2 separate regions of the Mus musculus genome follow, and region 2 is linked to region 1. Evidence: chromatin contacts called from ENCODE Hi-C or POLR2A ChIA-PET data. All regions are on one chromosome and are shown on one strand. The core of a region is the stretch at or near the end of the contact, and the rest is flanking DNA. Distances in the headings are between cores, read along the strand shown. Region 1 holds the start of Map1lc3b (microtubule-associated protein 1 light chain 3 beta). Region 2 holds the start of Car5a (carbonic anhydrase 5a, mitochondrial).

Evidence for each region. Hi-C counts contacts between places; a loop is a spot of excess contacts on that map. ChIA-PET counts read pairs that join two places held with the same protein, here RNA polymerase II (POLR2A).
Region 2: a map of CH12.LX shows a loop between it and region 1 (4-fold over the local background). The contact joins the promoter of Car5a here to the promoter of Map1lc3b in region 1. A Hi-C loop is called at or near these places in 1 of 37 maps with a recorded cell type or tissue (CH12.LX). POLR2A ChIA-PET finds 5 or more read pairs at or near these places in 2 of 5 experiments (both embryonic stem cell).

Annotation. Positions count from the first base shown.
Region 1 is chr8:121,587,272-121,592,470 of GRCm38, forward strand. It overlaps Map1lc3b (microtubule-associated protein 1 light chain 3 beta), which reads left to right and starts at 3,167. Exons shown (of 4, transcript NM_026160.5): 1 at 3,167-3,293. The coding sequence starts at 3,254.
Region 2 is chr8:121,941,993-121,947,191 of GRCm38, forward strand. It overlaps Car5a (carbonic anhydrase 5a, mitochondrial), which reads right to left and starts at 2,920. Exons shown (of 7, transcript NM_007608.2): 1 at 2,678-2,920. The coding sequence starts at 2,801.

The sequences.
Region 1 (5,199 bases), core at 1,917-4,416:
CATTTTTAATTGGCTTTGTTTTCTGTTGTGAGGTCAGGCAACGGTTCATCCCACACACACCAGGACTGTGTTTTCCTGAGCCAGGTGCAAGGAAGGGGGTTTTATTGACAGGAGAAAGGCTGAGGAAAGCATCAAAATCGGGCAAACCACCATGCTAAGCCAGCAGCGTTATCCAGGTCATTCCAAAGTCATTTTCCTTCCCAAGTGGGGATGGACAATAGAAAACTGACTGACATCAGACTATCTTAGAGAGCCGGGCAGTGGTGGTGCACGCCTTTAATCCCAGCACTTGGGAGGAAGAGGCAGGTGGATTTCTGAGTTCGAGGCCAGCTTGGTCTACAAAGTGAGTTCCAGGACAGCCAGAGCTACACAGAGAAACCCTGTCTCAAAAAAACAAAAACAAAAACAAAAAAACAAAAACAAAACAAAACAAACAAAAAAAACAGACTATCTTAGAGCCTTCTGTGCTAGCTGAAGAACCTGCTGGGGGTAATGGTTCTACAAATCCTGGTTCTGTCAGTTTGTGGTGGTGGTGGGGGCGTGGTGTTTTGTTTGAAACTTGTTACATAGGGTCTCACTGTAAAACTCTGTCCTGGAACTTATATATAGGCCAGATCTGCCTCCTTCTTCATCCCAGGTGCTGGGTTAAAGGCTTGGGCCACTACACCCAGCTTGTAGCAGTTTTAATTTATGCATGGACAATACATTTTAGAGTGACTCCATCTTTTTTTCTTTTCCCCCCAAGACAGGGTGTCTCTGTATAGCCCTGGCTGTCCTGGAACTCACTCTGTAGACCAGGCTGGCCTCAAACTCAGAAATCTGCCTGCCTCTGCCTCCCAACTGCTGGGATTAAAAGCGTGTGCCACCACCACATTCTTTTATCTTTTGATATAGGGTTACAATGGACATGGTGGCTCAAACTTTTAATTCCAGCTCTGGTCTACAGAGAGAGTTCAAGGACAGTCAGGGATTCACAGAGAGACCCTGTCTCAAAGGGAGGGACTTGGGAGTTATCTGATAGCTGAGGGTGACCTTGGAATTTTATTGCTTTGTTGGCTTGGTTGGTTGGTTGGTTGGTTGTGTCTCCCCCCCACCCACCCACCCAGACAGGGTTTCTTTGTAAAGCCCTGGCTGTCTTGGAACTCAGTTTGTAGACCAGGCTGGCCTCGAACTCAGAAATCTGCCTGCCTCTGCCTCCCGAGTGCTGGGATTAAAGTCGTGCACCACCACGCTCAGCTTTTTTAAAGGTTTTTACTTCAAGACTTCATGTGTATGAGTGTTTGCCTGTATGTTTACATATGTACCATGTGTGTGCCCTTGCCTGAGGAGACCAGAAGAGGATGTTAGATCCCCCAGAGTGGGAGTTACAGCTGAGCTGCCATGTGGGTCTGAGAACCAAATCCAGGTCCTCAACTAGAGCAGCCAGTGGTGGTTGGTTTTTTTGTTTTGTTTTTTTTTTTTTTTTTTTGGTTTTTCAAGACAGGGTTTCTCTGGCAGCCAGTGTTCTTAACCACCGGACCATCTCACCAGTCCCATGCGTGCCACCCTTCTTCTCCTTGTGAGACAGGTTCTCACAATGTAGGAATTTGTTGTGTAGAACAGGCTATTTCAGACTCACAGAAACCAGACTGCATCTCCCTTCTGGACACTGAGATAAAGGCCTAGGCACCGAGTCCCACTTGGCCTTGAACTTCTGATAAGCCTGCTTCAGTCTCCAGTGTGCTAGGATGACATGCCTTGGGACACCAGATCTGGCTTCCATTTTGACTTTTAGCCTGGTCTCTTGCACCTCAGACCAGAAGCTTCATACAAAACAACAAAGTTCGGGCAATTAACAATGCAAAGCAAGCAAACAAAGGAAAGTAACCAGCCCTCAGGATTTCACTCCATAATGTGTTTTCAGCTTTTCCCGGTCACAGAGATGTAGAAGATCCCTTGGACAAACAGCACTTGAAGAAGGTTATTTCCATTTAAAGGAGGAAGTCTGGGCTGTAGGGATAGTACAGTGTCAGGTGGTAGGTCTGCAGGGTCACAAGGCTGGCTCAGATGTGGCATCACTGGGGGTGGGATGGGGGTGAGGTGGCTGCTCCACACTCTAGACCTGTCTGTCACCTGCTCCTACAAACTGAAGATAGGAAGTAGCTTGAGGCCCAGAGAAAGTGCTAAACCGTGGCTGACTGACCATTGGCCTGGCCTGAGGAGACTGAAACCTGTCCTAGCCTGTAATCAGGCCCAGGCTCAGCAGGAGTCAAAGTGAGGACATGCCTGTGATAAAGCCACCCTGGGGTCACCTGAGGTAGAAGGATCTGTCTGAGAAGGGACAGCTGAGATAAAGCTCTTGGGACAGAACTGTGCTCTGTGGCTTTCCAAGGTGGATCCTGTCGGGATCAGGCCTCTGCTGCAGTTCCTGGACACAGTCTGATTGCTCACCAACCAAAAAAATCTAAAAAAACAAAAAACGTGATAGGTGGTAGTAAGGAAATGAGGGCACACATGGGCTAGCACCCTGGAAAGATAGGTGAGCCATGCCCCTCAAATTCCATGCTCAGCAAGCTCAGACACATAAAAGGGCTTTTATGGGAAGAGAGAGTGGACAGGTTGCACAGCAGGTGTTGTCATCGTCTTTCTTTTTGCTGGAACAAGTCATTGATCTTGCCCTCCAGTGACAAGTCTGTAGTCCCTAAGACCTTGCTTCTCTGCGACTTCGACTTAGGAGTAAATACTTGTGTTTATGGCAGCACAAGACTCGCAGGGGAAGAGCCACAAGATCAGATCCAACCATAAGTCTCCAGACGTCTCCATAATCGTAAAGATTTAGCAGGCAAGACCACAAGTCAGTTTTTTGTTATTTGGGTTGGGGGTGGGTAGAATTTAGGAATATCAAATACAGCGGCAAGGGAGCGGACATTGGACCACCAGCTGGATCATGCAAGGACTGAAGGGGAATGAAGTCTGCAGGACTCCATCGCACCAGCGCCCGACCCACGCAGACAGTTAACAGATGCTCGCCCAGCGTGTGCCCAGCGAGCGCCCAGCGTAGCTGGCGTAGGCGCAGGCGCATGGCTTGGGCGCGTGCACGCTTGCGCGCCGCCGAGCTTCCGCCACGCCTGTCATGGCCGCTCTCGGGGGCCGCCCTCGGCCCCACCCTCGGTGACGCGCCGCGAGTCACCTGACTCGGCTGCGGACTGAGACACACACAAGGGAAGTGATCGTCGCCGGAGTCAGATCGTCTGGCTCGGGACCCCCGCGCGCCATGCCGTCCGAGAAGACCTTCAAGCAGCGCCGGAGCTTTGGTGAGCCCCGCGGGCCCGGGGATGGGAGATCCGGGTGCCGGGAGCGCTGAATGCCCGGACGCCGGTGGTGTCTTGCGGGGCCGAGACCCGGCGGGGCCCGGAGCGACGCAGCCAGTGGGATATTGGTCTCGGGGGGGTTCGGTCTCCGGGGTAGCTCGGGTGCTCAGCGTCGCCTTGGCCGTCGGTCGCCGATGGGCTCGGCGTCCCCTGCGGGACTGGAGGCCCGACCCCGGTGGCGTAGGGTACCGCAGGCTCTGCGCGCTTGGCTGTGTCCTTCGTGGGCCCCAGGTCCGGGCGCCCCGCAAGCCTCGGAGCAGCACCCAGCCGCCTTTGCACCCGAAGTCGTCTTGGGCATATGTGTGTGTGTGGAGGGGGGGGTGGCCTTTGTCTCATAACGGAAACTTAACAGCTGTTTTGTTTTGTTTGCTTGTACTGATCTTAAGTTATTCTGGAACAGCCCTCAAGAAAGGAGTGTGGGTTGGGGAAAATGAGCCGTGCACAAACATTAGCTCTGACGCGGGTCCCCAGAGTGGCCGGGGGTAATCTCTCCGAAGCTCCATCTGGCTTGCGATTGTTTTTCTCTAGATTGCCTTCCCTCTCTCCCTAACCCAGCTATTCTGAAGAAAGCGCGGGCATCCGATTGCTGCGGCTTTCCTTTGCTTTTTGACTTTATTGGACCTAAACTGGTGGGCACTGACAGTTGAGAGGTTCCCCACACAGATGTTCAAAGCGGCCCCTTTGAGGAGGCCAGGACCGGTCTTGCTCCTTTCCAGTGAGTTTGGAGGGATTTAGGTTGGAGCTCTAGAGTTTCCACTATCCAGACTGCGGGAATGTTTACAAGGTGGATGGATTTAGGTAGGGCTCACCCCAAACCGACCCTTTGTAGCTGAAGCACCTGGGTGGGGCTTAGGGCGGTGAAGCTCAGGGTCCGCCTAGTGGCAGAGTCCCATTAGCTTTCTGTTATAAATTCTTACACTTCCAGTAAGCAGCGATCATCCCCAGTGCTGTAAGGAAGGAGACTGGCAGCCAGGAGGCCCGTGTAGGCTTGCAGATTCTTAGAAGGACGCGCCCAATTTCCCAAGTTTAGAACTGATCACGTGATTTCAGGCTTCTCAAGTGGTTCCACTGAGTTTTTCTGGGGTGATCCAGTGTTTGCTTCCCCACCCCCAAAACGGTCCTAAACTCCAGGTTACTGGGTGTGTATCCGCAGGAAAGCTTGTTTGCTCAGCCTAAATAAATAGCCCCGGGGAGAATTCCCATCCCTGTGAAGGCATTGCTGCTGCCAGGGGTGGTGATCCACGCCTTTAGTCCCAGCCTTGGAGATGATGCAGCGAGACCCTCCCTCTCAACTACACACCTAGGTGGCTTCAGTACAGGCTATTGGCCTCTGCACAGCTGTCTGCTTAAAAAGTGTCTCAGCTCTTGCAGGTTGCCTCCTAGTTCCCTGGCCCTACAGCCAGCCAGGGCTGGGCAGATCCTCTAGGCCTTCAGTTTGGACCCTTGTTTGCTTTAGTAAAGACAACTATTCCTGACTTTCCCTTTATAGTTGTGGTGGACCCTGCAAGTCTCCTCTTACCAGCTTTAACCATTTCTGCCCTTAGATCTCTGGCCCTGCTCCCATCTCAATGAAGGCAAGGGGTTTCTGCTGTCAGTGATTGGTTGGTTGATTTAAACAGGGTCTCATTGTGTGGCTCGGACTGGCCTTGAACTCAAGAGATCTTCACGTCTGTCCCCTGAATGCTGGGATTGAAGGTGTGCCATTGTGCCTGGCTGGCTGTTTGTTTCTTGAGACAGGGTTTCTCTATGTAGCCCTGATCAGGCTGGCCTCCAACTCCGATAGGGATCCGCCTTCAGTGCTGGGATTAAATAAAGGCATGTGCTACCACAGCCTGGCAAGTTTTGTTTG
Region 2 (5,199 bases), core at 1,670-4,169, 350 kb after region 1:
CCGAATCTCACTATGTAGACCAGGCTGGCCTGGAACTCATAGAGATCCACCTGCCTCTGCCTAATCTGGTTAAGCAGGATTTTCAAATATGTTTCCACGGCTGGGTTTTTGATGAGAAGACTATATCCCAGCGGGGATGGGGAGTGGGGTGGGATGAGGGTGTTGGGGTGTATGAGAAATGTGAACCACACACCCCCAGCTGGGATTTGGCCCTGCCCCACTTGAGTGAGCCAAACCGAAGAAGCCCCACCGACTTGTGAGCCTGCAAAACCTAACCCTGACCCCTAACCCTAACCCCTAACCCTAACCCTAACCCAAATCGAGAACCGAGCTCATGCCCAAGTGTCTTTGCTCCAGCACGCTGGAGGCAGACAGGTGCATCTTGGATTTAAGGCCAGCTGGGTGTACACAGCGAGTCTCAGGACAACCTGAGAGTTCCGTGATACATAGCGAGACCATGTCTCAACCAAACGAACCCAAAAGACTTCCAGGGACGTGCTGCCAGGAGCTGTCAATGGTTGGTAGATGGTTCTCCTTGAGAGTTAAACCTTTGTGTAGAGGAGTCCACCTGCCTGGATGCTTGCAGAGGGAGGAGTGCAATCTTGTGGGTTATTTCTCAGACGTCTTTTTCTTTTTCATTACGTATTTTCCTCAATTACATTTCCAATGCTAGCCCAAAAGTCCCCCATGCCCTCCCCCCACTCCCCTACCCACCCATTTCAGATGTCTTTTCTTTGCACTTTCTTCGTTTCTTCATTTTTTCCTTCCTTCCTTCCTTCCTTCCTTCCTTCCTTCCTTCCTTCCTTCCTTCCTTCCTTCCTTCCTCCCTCCCTCCCTCCCTTCCTCCCTCCCTCCCTTCCTTCCTTCCTTCCTCCCTCCCTTCCTTTCTCTTCATTCCTTCCCTCCTCCTCCTCCTCCTCCTCCTCCTCCTCCTCCTCCTCCTCCTTCTTCTTCTTCTCTCTCTCTCTCTCTCTCTCTCTCTCTCTCTCTCAGACAGGGTCTTTCATTGCCTTGAAACTCACAGATTATTCAAGGTTTGCTGGCCACTGAGCCCCTAGTATCTGCTTGTCTCTACCTCTCCAGCACTGCAGATTACAAGACCAGCCTTGGTGAATTTCAGTCACCCCTGGAACTGTGTAGGTCCAGGCTGAGGAGGGGGTGAACACCCAGCAGAATGGCCTGTGATGGTACAAGCCCTCTCTTTCCTTTGCATGCAGGGCTGTGCTATAATTGGTCCAGAACCTGTCACACCCATCCCTGGCTGTGTAACTAATTATCAGTTTCCTTTTGGAGTCAGCTGGTGGACACTGACCCCTCCCTGTTCTGACCTCTCATTTTGCAACGTTAGATCAAAAGAAAAAAAAAAAAGATCCTCGTGCAGGGCCTGGTGACACACACCTTTAATCCCAGCACTTTCAAGGCAGAGGCAGGTGGATCTCTGAGTTCAAGGCCAGCTTGGTCTACAGAGTCCCAGGACAGCCAGGACTACACAGAAACACCATCTGGGGTAGGGTGGGGTGTGGAAGGCTTCTCTCAGGTGACCTTGTGTTTGGGATGAGCAGGTAAGAGGTGTGTGAGTGTGTGTGTGTGTGTGTGTGTGTGTGTGTGTGTGTGTGTGTGTGTATGGCAGGGGGGAGGGGAGAAGGTAGCAGTATTGATAGGAGTGTCCACAGCTGCCTTAGGAGGACAGCTGAAGAGTCCCAGAGTGTCCAGGTTGGGACACTGGTGACATTAGGCCTTATGAAGATGGAAGGTAAGAGGCTGCCAGCCTCGGTCACCAGATGAGTTCCAGAGAGCTGCCAAACCTTAAGGGTGAAATTTCAGACACTGTAGGCATGGCACCTACAGCTGACACACTCCTGTCGTGAGCTGAAGATCCCTAACCCTAGGCACATTCCTGCACAGTAACACTAGCAAGTGCTGTCTGCGGCTGCTCACTGCTGGTCAGAGCCAAGGGCTACAGCAGATGCCAAGTGCCGGGGTTAAAGCTCAGAGCCACGAGCCTCCAACCTGAGAGCCGTGAGCCCGAAAACCCAGGGTGGTGGGCAGCCAGTTCTTGGACCTTGGAGCCTTGAGCCTCTCCCGCTGCTAGTCTAGTCTCTGGGCTTTGGGCACTCAGCAACCAGGCTGTCAGGGTTGCAAGAGCTGCTTGCCCACCCACCCTCCAGGCCTGGCAGCTTCTCGGGCAGTCCTGGGGTTTGTGTGAGGCTGGGCACCCTGGGATGAACAGAGGAGCCTGTGTGCACCGGGCTTCCCACTGCCTTCCCACCGGATGCTGCAGACAGCATCCATCTTGCCTGCCCTGTGGATGTGGAAACCGAGGTTTAAGGAGGCAGGCCATTTACTCAAGCTCTCAAAGGTCACCTTTCGTCTACAGGAAGGCCTCCGGGCCTGGCCCTTCCAAATGCTAAAACCCAAAATCTGCAGTTTGGGCAGTTCAAATGTCCAGAAGCATCTTGGGCCCAGCTGGAGGCTTGGAGCATGCCCTAGTTATTTGCAATACCTCTTAGTCCCTTTAGCCCCCGAGTTACACAGAGTTAAATGACTCACTTGGGATCACCAGATACCAGAGATATTGTACAAATCAGAACGGAAGCCAACCATGTTGCCTCTTAAAGCCACCCTAAGACTGCACCACCATTAAATCTCACCTGGGACAGTATGAGAATCTACTTACGGGCACAGTTGCTGTGTTCCTCTGCACAGGAATGCTGGAAACGCCAGCGCTGTGGCCCTGTGGCACAGAGAAGTCCCACATGCCTGAGGATGGCTAAGGGCTTGCGGGGGTCTCTCCTGAGCATCTTGGCTCTGAGCAGCACGGGGTAGTGGCCCACTGTATGCCCTTGCTTTGGTCAGGGCCACCTCAGAGTTAGGTGCATCTCTGTCCTTTTGAGGAACTCATTAAAACCTCTGAACCTAGTGGTTAAATTTCAACTCTTGCCTGTCCCAGCTCAGGAGTGGGTGATTGGGGACCCAGTGGCCTTGGCTGGGAACAGGCCACTCTGGTCACTGCTTTGGCCTGGTAAACAGCTGGGCAAGCCTGCCAGAGTGCTAAACTTGACATGGGTCCCCCAAGAGCAGCAGGAAAGGATGTGAAGGATGGGTGAGGGCAAAGTCCCTGTCCCCTGTAGTATTGACCCTGTGTTGGGGACATGTAGGGCAGGCACAGAGCTGTCACACAAGACAGGAGAGGACAGGTTCAAGAGCATAAGGAGGGGTGGAGGCACAGTGCCTTGGCTGAGTGGGGCTGTGACCGGGTGTCCCGATTGCTGAGGGAAGCTGGAGGTTCCTGGGGCCCATCTCCGCAGCCTTGATTCCAATGTATTCCCCTGAGACAGGATGCCCTGGGTCCTGCCCAGAGGTTTGCCATGGATGTCAACAGTGTTCTTCTCATGCATGAAGGGTCCACGTAGGGACAACTTCTATTTGGTGGCTCTGGCTATGACACTTGGAATTTTGGGTCAGCCCCAGGGAGCCTCTTTCTGACTGGAGGAGCAGTCTGTCCATCCTCCAATGCTTTTTTCCAAAGGAGCCCACAGGGATGGGTGGCGTGTGTGTAAGATCTTCCACCACTGCTGTTGCTTTAAAATTGGAGTCTGGCCGGGCAGTGGTGGCACACACTTTTAATTCCAGCACTTGGGAGGGAGAGGCAGGCAGATTTCTGAGTTCGAGGCCAGCCTGGTCTACAGGGTGAGTTCTAGGAGAGCCAGGGCTACACAATGAAACCTTTTCTCAAATTTTATATATATATATATATATATATATATATATATATATACACACACACACACACACATATACATACACACATATGTATATATACATATATAGTGCAAAAATTGAAAACAATACAAAAATATGAAGCACAATTCCTTTCCTCTTCTCCTCTCTCTCTCTCTCTCTCTCTCTCTCCCTCTCTCTCTCTCTCTCTCTCTCTCTCTCTCTCTCTCTCTCTCTCCCCTTCCCTCTTTCCCTCTCTGGTGCCCACAGCTCATTCACCCTTCATCCTAGTCATCTGTACTTTGTGGATATAAGGCCTGGCATCCGTGACATCAGACTCACATCATGGAACTCGCTCTGTAGACCAGGCTGGCCTCGAACTCACAGAGCTCTCCTGCCGCTGCCTCCCAGGTGCCAGGATTAAAGGCGAGTGCCACCCTGCCTTGCAGCCTTTATTATTATTATTTTTACATTCAGTTATATAATCAATAAATTGATTTTCCAAAAGGAATAAACATCTAAAGTACATCTTATTTCTTTGTGCACATGCATGCAGACACATGTTGAGGGCAGAGGACAACTTGTGGGAATCACTTCTGTCTGCCAGCGTGTGTCCCAGAGCCACCAGGCAATCATCTTCACCAGGTGGGTCATCTTGCAGGCACAGATAAACTCCTTTTATTTCCTTAAGCTACCTTCTTGTTTCCTGGTTCCCTGACAGCCCCTGACACTGTGTCTGTTCTGCCCATGGAGGAACCCGCATCCCAGAGTGGTGACCTGTGTCGGGAGTGTCCCCTAGCTGGCAAGTGACCGGGTCCCAAGCGTTTTTGAACCCATCCCACAAAAACAATATGGAGATGGAACTGGGAAGAAAGTGCAGCTAAATGTGGGGGCCAGCAGGAGGTATTCAGGTACACGCAGTCACCCTGCTCTTCACGTTCTGGGACACACACAAGGAGCACAGTGGATGCCTGGGCAACACAGTCAGTCACCCAAACTCTCAATCAGCACAGTGGGGGAAACAAGCTGCCATGGGCGTTTGTGCCATGGCTGTCATTGCTGCCTAAGGAAATATGTCGAAGGGGGGGCGGGGCTGGGGGGGGGGGGAGAGAAGCAACCATGGCTGACAGGGTTACAAGCGTGCACTTCGTTTCCGGATAGGCTCCATGGTCCATGCTCATCTCTGTTCCTTGCAGTGCTGTTTGTGCTGACATGTGGTGTGGTACCCTCACTTCCAAGATGGCTCCTTCCTGCTGCCTGGAAGGTGCTCGCGGGAGGTTCTCTCTGTAGGGCAGCTTGGTGCCAAGTGGGTTAAGGGCAAGGGTCCTGGGGCTCAGGAATTGGACGCTACTAATTTCTAAAGACCCAGGCCTGACGAGTAGTCTCGGATATTGTAGAATTCTTCTGTCTGGTAGCTCAGAGGTCTGGGAAGGTCAAGGCCCCACTGAGTGAGCTAACTTTTAGAGCCACGAGTGAGCG